Linked DNA regions of Homo sapiens: region 1 is linked to region 2. A link is a contact called in ENCODE Hi-C or POLR2A ChIA-PET data. All regions are on one chromosome and are shown on one strand. The core of a region is the stretch at or near the end of the contact, and the rest is flanking DNA. Distances in the headings are between cores, read along the strand shown.

Region 1 (5,915 bases), core at 3,416-5,915, 260 kb before region 2:
GATGAAGTACACAAAGAATCTTCCTAGAAATGCTTCCCACTGGCTGGGCGCAGTGGCTCACGCCTGTAATCCCATCACTTTGGGAAGCCAAGGCAGGCGGATCACGAGGTCAGGAGATCAAGACCATCCTGGCTAACACGGTGAAACCCCGTCTCTACTAAAAATACACACACAAAAAAAAAATTAGCTGGGTGTGGTGGCGGGAGCCTGTAGTCCCAGTTACTGGGGAGGCTGAGGCAGGAGAATGGTGTGAACCTGGGAGGTGGAGCTTGCAGTGAGTCAAGAGCGCGCCACTGCACTTCAGCCTGAGCGACAGAGTAAGACTCCATCTTAAAAAAAAAAAAAAAGAAAGAAACGCTCCCCACTTAATCCCCCCATCCCCTCCTATGGAGATTTCTATTGTTTGTAAAGAATATGCCACTCATATAACTGTATCCATGTCACCTAACCAGGAAGATACCCTAATTAGACAGTTTTGGGGAGCAAGACAAAAACCAGCAGAAAGAGTGCTTGGCTTAGACAAGATGGAGTTTAGATGGTGCCCAAAGAGACCTAGCAACCTTCCAACTAGAAAGGGGCCAAGACCAGGAGTGCTCTTTGTGGAGCCAGGGATCTGTCCATATGGCTTGACAATGCCTAGTCATACAAAACACTCACTGGACTTAAAGTAACTGATGCAAGGTGGGGAGAGGCACAGGCATGGAAGGACTTCACTTGTGCCCTATTTCTTGGAGACCTATCTTTCCTGCCTAACTTTATTTGGCTCTCTTGACAAAAGCCAAAAAGTGTGGTATAGAAGTTGTGATCATACGTCTAGGCATGGTGGCCTGTAATCCCAGCACTTTGGGAGGCCGAGCACTTTGATCACCTGAGGTCAAGAGTTCAAGACCAGCCTGGCCAACATGGTGAAACCCTGTCTCTACTACAAAAAAAATTATCTGGGCATGGTCGTGGACACCTGTAATCCCAGCTACTCGGGAGGCTGAGGCAGGAGAATCGCTTGAACCCGGGAGGCGGAGGTTGCGGTGAGCCAAGATCGCACCATTGCACTCCAGCCTGGGCAAGAAGAGTGAAACTCAAAAAAGTGAAAAAGAAGGCCAGACACAGTGGCTCACGCCTGTAATCCCAGCACTTTGGGAGGCTGAGGTGGGTGGATCATGAGGTCAGGAGATTGAGACCATCCTGGCTAACACAGTGAAACCCATTCTCTACTAAAAATACAAAAAATTAGCCGGGTGTGGTGGCGGGTGCCTGTAGTCTCAGCTTCTCGGGAGGCTGAGGCAGGACAATGGCGTGAACCCGGAGGGCAGAGCTTGCAGTGAGCTGAGATCGTGCCACTGCACTCAGCCTAGGCGACAGAGCGAGACTCCATCTCAAAAAAAAAAAAAAGTAAAAAAGAAGTTGTGATCATAATTACATGACCTTCATGGCAAACATATTCTACAATTAAAAACAGACACCCCGTGTCACAGAAAGATCCAGACCAAGAAACCCAAATGATGAGGAAGATAAAACTAAGGCACTGGGGAATCCTGGGTTGGGGTCTGATCTTAGATAACTGGGTCAGGCCAAGGCACCTGATGAAAGAAGCTGGGTGATCTCATCTCTTGTTCTGAGTTATTTAGTAATATATTTTTTTAAAACCACTTCAGAGGCCGGGCGTGGTGGCTCATGCCTATAATCTCAGCACTTTGGGAGGCCGAGGCAGGCAGATCACAAGGTCAGGAGTTCAAGACCAGCCTGGCCAATATGGTGAAACCCCGTCTCTACTAAAAATACAAAAACAATTGGCTGGGCGTGGTGGCAGTCTCCTGTAGTCCCAGCTACTCAGGAGGCTAAGGCAGGAGAATCGCTTGAACCCGGGAGGCGGAGGTTGCAGTGAGCCGAGATCGTGTCATTGCACTCCAGCCTGGGTGACAGAGGGAGACTGCCTCAGAAAAAAAGAAAGAAAGAAAGAAAAAACCATTTCAGAGGTAAAGTTTTTTTTTTTTTTTTTTTTTTGGAGACAGAGTCTCACTTTCACCCAGCCTGGAGTGCAGTGACACCACCTTGGCTCACTGCAACCTCTGCCTCTTGGGCTCAGGAGATCTTCCCGCCTCAGCCTCCTGAGTAGCTGGGACCACAGGCATGCACCACTATGCCCAGCTAATTTTTGCATTTTTGGTGGAGTCATGGTTTTGCCATGTTGTCCAGGCTGGTCTTGAACTCCTGAGCTCAAGTGATCTGCCTGCCTCAGTCTCCAAAAGTGCTGGAATTACAGGCATGAGCCTCCACAGCCAACCTAGAGGTGAACATTTTGATACTGGTTTTGGTTTTCCCACCCCTTAAAGGCCTAATATGAAGCTTAGGATTTGAACTAGGATGAGAGAATAGAGATGGGGTAGAACACGGGGTGAGGGAGCATGCAACTGCTCTGTAAATGAGAAAATGTATTCAAAGCACCAGGAATACCTGTGGGACCCAGTGCCTTTTAATGGACCTGGCCATCCCACAGTACACAACCAGAAATATGAACTTGTAACACAGTTCAGCTTCAGAATATATCTGCAGTCTCCAGTATTTGTCCAGACTTCCTCCAGTTTACTGTTCTGACCTGCTGTTCTTTCTTACCTGGCTGTCAGATCCACTGGGACATCTAGGAAAAAATCTGCCACCCCCTTCCCCCAAGAAAAGGTCTTGCCCTCCAGCCTCCTCCCACTATGTACAGACATAGAAAGTAGGGACAAGCCGGGCATGGTGGCTCACGCTTGTAATCCCACCTACCTGGGAGGCTGAGACACAAGATCTCGAGCCTGGGAGGCGGAGGTTGCAATGAGCCCAGATCGCACCACTGCACTCCAGAGCAAGACTCTCAAAGAAAAAAAAGAAAGAAAAAGAAAAAAGGGGCCGGGCGCAGTGGCTCACGCCTGTAATTCCAGCACTTTGGGAGGCCGAGGCGGGCAGATCAAGAGGTCAAGAGATCAAGACCATTCTGGCCAACATGGTGAAACCCCGTCTCTACTAAAAGTACAAAAATTAGCTGGGCGGCCGGGCGCCGGTGGCTCATGCCTGTAATCCCAGCACTTTGGAAGGCCGAGGCGGGTGGATCACGAGGTCAGGAGATCGAGACCATCCTGGCTAACACGGTGAAACGCCGTCTCTACTAAAAATACAAAAAATTCTCCTTGAGTGGTAGCGGGCGCTTGTAGTCCCAGCTACTCCGGAGGCTGAGGCAGGAGAATGGCTTGAGCCCGGGAGGCGGAGCTTGCAGCGAGCCGAGATCGCACCACTGCACTCCAGCCTGGGTGACAGAGCGAGACTCCGTCTCAAAAAAAAAAAAAATTAAATTAAATTAAATTAAAAATTAGCTGGGCGTGGTGGCGCTCGCCTGTAGTCTCAGCTACTCGGGAGGCTGAGGCAGGAGAACTGCTTGAACCTGGGAGGCAGAGGTTGCAGTGAGCCGAGATTGCGCCACTGCACTACAGCCTGGGCAACAGAGCGAGACTCTGTCTCAAAAAAAAATAAAAATAAAAATAAAAAAAAAAAAGATAAAAAGGAACAGCCCCTGGTCCAAAATCCCAGATAAGGTAGAATCATTTTTTTTTTTTTTTTGAAACACCAAGTGCGAGTCAGCCTGGGTTTTTAGACCTAAATCTAAAAATGTATTGAACACCTGTATGATTTCATAAATATTGCCCTGATTGACGAGGCACCCCAAAGAAAGGCAGAACTGGATTCAACATGGAAAGAAAGTATCCCAAGAAGCCAGCCATGAGAGTGACAGTCCCATCTGTGCTACAAGAGTAAGGCTACTGAGGTTGAGATGCAAGAGCTTTGTGCTGGGGGGCCACAAGACAGAGCAGATCCGGAATCCAGGCAACCTTCACTTCCAGCCTGAAGACTCTCCTACGAACTATGATAGTAAATGATGGAGAGGCCCTAGGGTTTGGGATCAAACAATTCTGGTTTGAGCACGCACCCCGCCCCACAATCCTTCCTTCTGCCATTTTACTTAATCTTGCTGAACCTGTTTTCCTCAGCCAAAAAAAAAAAAAGCTCGCATAGTGGCTGAACTAATTATGTGAAATATGTGAAATGTGCTTTGCAGCAGGTGGCTTTTAAACTATTGACCAGAAAACACATACACTGAAAAAAAAAATTTTTTTTACATTATAAGCCAGTATACACATATAAGTATATACAATTGAAACAAGAGTTTCACAAAAACTGTACTTACCTTACTACCTGGGAGTCACTTGGTATATTACTATTGTATTTAATTTTTTATATGCTGATTGCAACTCACTACATTGTTTTCACTCCTAATGGGTAGTTTTTTAAAAACACTTTTCAAAACCATGCAATTATCAGTTATTACGAAGATTAGTAAGATTCTCAGGAATGGTCTGATGGCTAGGAATCTTCATTGCCAGGGAAACAAAGGAAAAAGGTCAAGGTTATTAGGTCAAGCCCTTGGGAGCCCTGTTGCCAAGGGAACAGATCGACCCCCGTCAGGGTTGGTTTACCCACGGTCTGCAGCCCTGTGGAGAAAAGGAGTGGCCCGTGGGCCTGTCACTCACATCAGAGTTGGGAAGCCCGCCTCCAAGCCCGGAAGACCCGCCTCCTCTGTAAGGTTAAAGGAGGAAGAGGCAGAGATTGGAGGTTCAGGCAGTGACGTAACTTGCTGCCTTAGGTGGCCTTCCGCTCTGGCGGCTGTCGCGACGGGGGTTCAGGGAATATTTACTGGGCCTCTCCGCTCCCTCTGCTCTTGGAGGTGCCATGAGGTCAGTTAGCTACGTGCAGCGCGTGGCGCTGGAGTTCAGCGGGAGCCTCTTCCCGCACGCAATCTGCCTCGGAGACGTTGATAACGATACGGTAGGTGCATGCGCACCGCAAGAGACAGCCTGGATCTGTGCAGGGACGGGGCAAGGGAAGTGGAAGAGGCCGCCCGAGCGTGCCACGTGAGCGTGAGCATGCGCGCTGTGGCTAGTTTGGAGCGCTAGAGAGAAAAACTTTATTGATAGCTTCAGTGTTCGTGGTTGGTTTTGTTCCTTGGGAGGTTTTGTTTGTTTTTTGAGACAGGCTCCGTCTGTCACCCAGGCTGGAGTGCAGTGGCTTGATTTCGGCTCACCGCAACCTCTGCCTCCCGGGCTCGAGCGATTCTCCTACCTCAGCCTCCCAAGGGGCTGGGATTACAGGCGCCCGCCACCACGCCCGACTAATTTTTGTGTTTTTAGTAGAGGTGGGGTTTCACCATGTTGGCCCAAAGTGCTGGGACTACAGGCCTGAGCCATCGTGCCCAGCCCTTCTCGTTTTTTAAATAAATTACCACAGGTCAAGCAGGTAAAACAATGCCTGGCACACAGTTTAGTGCTCACTTAAGTGTTAGTGGTGGTGGTGGTGGTGTTAGTATTTTATTCTGTTTTTCTGCAAATCTTTACTGAACTGCTCATTATGCACCAAGGACTCTGCTACATTCTAGGAATTCAAAAATGAACGAGAGAGTTCCAGTCCTCAGATAGCTCATAATCAAGCTGTGTAATAGTCACCGGATAATAAAATGTAATGAGATGCATTGACTAAAGTATGGAGAGGATTCTCCGGTGGAGCATTAAAGGGAATAGTGTCTGATGCTCTTTTTTTTGCAGACTTTATCTTTTCATTTATCATCTATTTCATAGTTCTAATGCAAAGCACTGTATTGCCCCCTTCTACCCTCTGCCCTATCTTCCTACTCGGCCTCCCTGCTTCACAGTTCCTTAACTGTCCTGTACTTATTTCCCACCGCCCCCTAGTGCTGTGATGCAGAAGGTATCTTATGAGGCCTTTTTTGGCTCTACCCTCTCTGGGGAGGAAAGAGTTATTCTCATAAATTTGTGTTATGTTTTCTGGGCTTTCGTGTTTCTTCATGAACTGCCAAGCAGTCCAATTTTATG
Region 2 (5,811 bases), core at 2,962-5,461:
TCAGGTCATCTCCATGTCAGAGGGGTGGTGGAAGTCTCTTCAGGTGGAAGATTCCTCCGAAGTAACTTTGTGCATTACACTCTGGATGGAGCAGTAGTTAACTGTGCAGGCCCTCCAGCCAGACAACCTGGGGTTATATCCTAGCTTAGTCAATTGCTGGTGAAATGACCTTGGAGAAATTACTTAACCTGTCTCAGCCTCAGTTTCCTCATCTGTAAAAATGTCGGGATGGTGATGCTACTACCTACCTCATGGTGTTGTTGTGAGGATCAGTGGGTTAGAACATGTAAAGTACTTAGAACTGTGCCTGGCACATAAACAGTACATGTTAGCTGTTAGCTGCTTTGCAAGTCACTTGAAACCTATGGCCGAATGTGAAGTGTTGGCGGAACCCCGCTCCGGCAGCGTGCACTTTCGCCACTAGGTGTCGCAATTCAGCAGGCACAGTCCTGAAGCTTGACTTGGGGTGGTTGGCTGGGACTTTAATTTTAGCCTATTGTCATTTTTGATTTGATTTGGTGATTTCAAGGGGATAAACTGACATGCTATCCTTTGAAGTCCCTGGGGATCCAGAAATTCCAGCAGAGTTGCTGACATCCAGGCCTGGAAGGAGCTGTTTGGAGTCCTGCCTTTGTTCACAGTTAAAATGGCATATAATTTATCATCCACGCCAGGATATTTCGAGAGTGAAAGGGGACTTAGGAACTATGCCAGGACAAGAGGAGTAAGTAGGATGTGCCCCCGAAACCTGGATACAGTCACCCTACCTATATCTAACCTCAGCATTTTTCAGAATCTCCTCCAGAAGGGAAATGCAATGACATTTCCTCAGAAGCCTGGTATGATAAGCAGTGACTTCATGCGTTTGTAAGTCCCTTCCCCAAGAGGGTGGTGCGTCATTGTCAGGTTTACTTGCGTTTAGTCCTCAGTGGACACTATCAGTGTGTCTGCTTCACAGACCACTAGTCACCTTTGTGTCCTTTATGCTGAATAATCCCATCTCCTCTACAGCTTTTCTTCAGAGCTTCCTTCCAACTGTCAGCCCCTCAGAGGCACTGAGGCATTCACCTCTGAATGTGGTGAAGGAGAGTGAGCAGTGAAGCCATTTTCTGGGCTATTGCTGAGGGATTTCTTCTAAGATTTCATCTATCTCTAAGACTTCAGAATTCCATTATTTCAGATTTGCTCTAATTAATTAATTAATTTGAGACAGAGTCTCACTCTGTCACCCAGGCTGGAGAGCAGTGGTATAATCATGGTTCACTGCAGCCTTGACCTCCTGGGCTCAAGCAATCCTCTCACCTCAGCCTCCCGTACAGGCATGTGCCACCACGCCCATGCACACCTGGCTAATTTTTGTATTTTTAGTAGAGATGGGGTTTTGCCATGTTGGCCAGGCTGGTCTCGAACTCCTGGGCTTGAGTGATCCACCTGCCTTGGCCTCCCAAAGTGCTGGGATGACAGGTGTGAGCCACTGTGCTCCGCCTATCTTTTTTTAAAGGGCAGGAGGACTTTGGGAGGCCAAGGTGGGAGGATTGCTTGAGGCCAGGAGTTCAAAACTAGCTTGAGCAACATAGTGAGGCCTCTGTCTCTACAAAACAAAACGAAAACGAAAACAAAAACAAAAACAAAACAAACAAAAACCCCAATTAGCTGGGTATGGTGGCATGCACGTGTGGTCCCAGCTACTTAGGAGTCTGAGGTTGGAGGATCCTTGAGTCCAGGAGTTGGAGGCTGCAGTGAGCCATGATGGCACCACTGCCCTCCAGCCTGGGTGGCAGAACAAGTCCCTGTCTCAAAAACAACAAAACAAAACAAAAACCAAAAAGGGCAGGAGGAAGCTAGCATTTGTAGAGCAGTCACCACACATCACATGTTGTGCTTTTACTCCATCATCTTGGTCAGCCCATCAACCCTGTGGAATTGGTTTTTTTTTTTTTTTTTTTTTGAGACAGTCTCGCTCTGTCGACCAGGCTGGAGTGCAGTGGCACGATCTTGGCTCACTGCAACCTCCGTCTCCCAGGCTCAAGCAATTCTCCTGCCTCAGCCCTCCGAGTAGCTGGGATTACAGGCATGTGCCACCACACCCGGCTAATTTTTGTATTTTTAGTGGAGACGGGGTTTCACCATGTTGGCCAGGCTGGTCTCAAACTCCTGATCTCAGGTAATCCACCCGCCTCGGCCTCCCTAAGTACTGGGATTACAGGTGTGAGCCACCATGCCCATCCCCATAATTGGTATTCTTATGCCCCATTCCACAGGTGAGAAAACAGGCCTGAAGAGGTCCCAGCCGATAAAAGCAGAGCCAGGATTCAGACAGGTGTGTCTGGCTCCCAAGCCCTGCGGCTACTCCCTCACCAGGCTGCGTCCAATGGTCTGCCAGTGAGTTGGCTTGCTGGCAGACAATCCTAGTATATCTCTTTCCCTGTCTGAGACCCAGTTTCCTTTTCTGGGTACATGTACCCAACTCTGCCGCAGTGACTGGAGAGATTGGGGCTGGTGGGGGTTCCTTGGGAAGACTTTGTTATAGGGGCATTGAACAGGGCTTTGGATGAAGCAAAATGTAGAAGGAGAATATTTTCCTTGTGGGGAAAGGGAGATCAGAAGGAAATGGGTTATGGGTTTAGTCTAATAGACAAAAACAAGGTTGCATGTGTGTGACGGAAAGGGGCCCAGAAGATGAGTGGAAACTTCCAGTCTAATTAGCAGAAAGCAAAAGTGACCCTAGTGATTATAGCCAGGTTTTAAAAACTTGTCCCCAGTCAAGCTTAGTGCAATGGTAGGGCACGTGGGAAGCACAGCATACAGTTTCTTTAAAATTTAAAAAAATTTCACTTTTAAAGACAGGGTCTCCCTCTACTGCCCAGGCTGGAGTACAGTGGCATGATCCTAGTTTACTGCAGCCTCCAACGCCTGAGCCTCAGCCTCCGGAGCAGCTGGGACTACAGGGGTGTGCCACCACACCCGGTTAATTAAAACATTTTTTTTTTGAGATGGGGTTTCCCTATGTTGCCCAGGCTGTTCTTGAATTCCTGAGTTCCTGAGCTCAAGCAATCCTTCCACCTGGGCCCCCCAAAGTCCTGGGATTACACGCGTGAGCCACCACACCTGGCCTAGAAGACATTTTTGATGACAGTAATGATGAGAAGAGATGGCGTTTTAGTGCTCTTTGGAAACAAGTTTAGGCCTTCTAGCTTTAAGAATCCGGGCCTATAATCCCAGCACTTTGGGAGGCAGAGGCAGGAGGATGGCTTGAGCCCGGGAGTTTGAGACCAGCTTGGGCCCAGGGAGACCACCGTCTGTACAAAAAAAATCAAAAACTTCGCCGGACGTGGTGGTGCGCGCCTACAGTCCCAACTACTCTGGAGGCTGAGGCGGGATCACTTGAGCCCGGGAAGTCGAGGCTGCAGTGAGCCGTGATCGCACCACTGCACTCCTGCCTGGGCAACAGAGTGAGTCCTTGTCTCAAGAAAAAACAAAACAAAACAAAAAGCAAAAAACACATAAAATCCAGGCCTGAAAAAGCGCCCGGGCCAGACATGCCTAGCTGGAGTTTCTCCTGCCTTAGCGCACCCCTCAGGCACACGGTGCCCTGTAGTCGCCCTTGGAGGCCGCCAGCTCCTGGGGAGGCATGGCCCTTTCTGCGGGAGGTGTCTCAGGCAGGCTCCAACACACACCCGCGCTGTCAGCATCTCGCACAGTCCGCCCGAAACACCAGGGAAGGGGTTCGTAGGTGTGGGGGTGGGGTGGCGAGGCCAGGCAGCCTGGCGCGAGGGAGAGAGCCGAGGCCTGGGCCAGGAAGGCCCTTGGGTGCCGTGTGGGCGCAGAGCCCAGGAGAGCGCACTGCCAGGCCCGGACCTCCCCGCCCCTACCCCGGGAAGAGGCCCGTTCGCCGCAGGGGGAAGGCGGGATCATAGCACCTCGGAGGAGCGGCCGGTCCGGGCATGCGGGCGGCGGGGCGGGGAGGGAGGCTTCCGGAACCCCGAGAGAGCACCCGTGCCTCGCGGGCCCCGTGCCCCGTCCCCGGGCTCCCCTTCCTCTAACGCAGGGGACCCAGCCCGGGGCAGTGCCGGGCACTGGCGCTGGCGCCCCGCTCAGCCCTGCGATCCTTCTCCGCCCCGCCCCTCCCCGCTCCGCCCCGCCCCTCCCCGCTCCGCCCCCGGGCCGCCCCGCCCCGCAGGCTCGCCATTCCCGGGCAGGCCCCGCCCCCTGTTTCCGCTGGCGGCGGCGGCGGCGGCGGTGCCGGAGCGCGAGCAGAGCGGAGACCCCCAGGTCCTGCGGGCGCGGTGAGTGCGGCCCGGGCGGCGGGCGGCGAGGCGGGTCTCGAGAGCGTGCGGAGTCGCGCGGCCTTGAGCCGGCGCCGGGCGGGCTGGGCACCCCCAGGCCGAGACCCGAGAAGGGGGAGCGGCCGGGGGCGCCCACGGGAGGCAGTGTGGGCAGGGCGGCGGTGGGACGAGAGGACGAGGAACAGAGTAGGCGCCGTGCGGGAAGCGGGCCGGGAAGGGGAGGGTGGGTGCGGGGCCCGGGCACCGAGCGAAGTGGGGTCCTCCAGGGGATGGCTCCGAGGAAGACCGTTTCAGAAAGGGAGTAACCCGGGGCCGGCAAGGGTTTCCGACTGTGTGACCCCGTGCACCGCTTGGGACAGTCCATACAAGGACCCCAGAGAGGGCCAGGGGGCCTTCGGGCAGGGCTGGGATATGGCCTGCAGCCCCCCGGCACCCGCGACCGCTCCCTGGGCCACTGCTGGAAGATCAGCACTCCGAGTGACAGGACTCTGGCACATCCCGAAGTTGGAGATCTAGCCCATCTGTGCATTCAAGTTTGGGACTTCAAAAAACTTTCTTGTGGTTTTTAAAAAAAGATCCAAACAAGAAACCGGCTTGTTGTTGTAAGAGCAATATTTGTACTTGTACATCTTGGAACTGGAGTCTTGGATCTCCTCCCTCTTTGAAAAATATACGAGTCACTGCTTCATCTTCCCCCAAATGCCTGTTTTGTCTGGGGAAGCTTGGGCTAGTATGGGATCCCCTGAGCTACCTTTTTCTCGCATCACCAAAACGGGGGGTAAGAAGGCAGGGGCTTACCTGCCTTACCTGGTAACTCTTAGTTCAGAGACCCAGTCTCTCATTATGTGCGCGTGCCCTTCTGACCTGCAGCTGTCCTTTTCCCTGGGGTGACTCAGGTATTTCCTCCTCCAGGAAGCTTTCCTGGACTAGTGGAGAAAACTGAAGACTCATGCGAGGATCCCTATATATACCTGCCAGCTCCCTTCTCTTTACTGAAAATAGCCACAGAGAATGTTGAATATATGCTTTGCTATAGAGATACGCAGCCAGCTTGCCATCATAAGTAATGGGGAGGGGAGGAGAGGGATTATGGATAATTTCAAACAATAGCCTGGACAAATCATTTATATTTAGCTAAGGAATGCAGCCAGAGAGGCAGACAATTACACCGGCTTCCTACCCTCGGCTTGGTCCTGGCATGGCTGATGCAGCTGGGCTGTGGGTTGGAGGGAGAGGATTGGGGTAGATAAAACTTGAAGTGTAATTCAGTTCTACTCTCACTCACTGAAGACGCCCTGTGTGCAAGTCCCTGAACAGGTGAGAGTAGGATTTTTTTTTTTTTGGTCTGGTTTAATCAGATTTTAATATTCTGGCAGAGCTTTTTAAACCTATGAACAGATATTTAATATTAATAACAATAACTAGTGTTGATAAAGTAATTTATAGTTGGCCAAGTTTTTTCTATGCACGTTACATTAGCTGTATATAATTTTATTTAATTCATACGTAATCTTGTGAAATTTGT

The links. A loop is a pair of places that touch in the nucleus more often than their neighbours do. ChIA-PET counts read pairs that join two places held with the same protein, here RNA polymerase II (POLR2A). Pooled maps may share reads with other maps.
Region 1: a loop to region 2 is called in a map of naive thymus-derived CD4-positive, alpha-beta T cell, with 16 times the contacts of the local background. The contact joins the promoter of ITFG2 here to the promoter of TSPAN9 in region 2. A Hi-C loop is called at or near these places in 1 of 168 maps with a recorded cell type or tissue (naive thymus-derived CD4-positive, alpha-beta T cell) and 8 of 50 pooled maps. POLR2A ChIA-PET finds 5 or more read pairs at or near these places in 2 of 52 experiments (BJ and H1).

What each region holds. Positions count from the first base shown.
Region 1 is chr12:2,808,003-2,813,917 of GRCh38, forward strand. ITFG2 (integrin alpha FG-GAP repeat containing 2) reads left to right here and starts at 4,666. Exons shown (of 12, transcript NM_018463.4): 1 at 4,666-4,854. The coding sequence starts at 4,759. ITFG2-AS1 (ITFG2 antisense RNA 1) reads right to left here and starts at 4,922. Exons shown (of 4, transcript NR_146317.1): 1 at 4,560-4,922. RefSeq lists enhancers at 4,213-4,962, 4,693-4,942 and a silencer at 4,493-4,582.
Region 2 is chr12:3,073,168-3,078,978 of GRCh38, forward strand. TSPAN9 (tetraspanin 9) reads left to right here and starts at 4,212. Exons shown (of 9, transcript NM_006675.5): 1 at 4,212-4,286. RefSeq lists an enhancer at 276-570 and silencers at 352-501, 3,718-3,767, 3,818-4,317.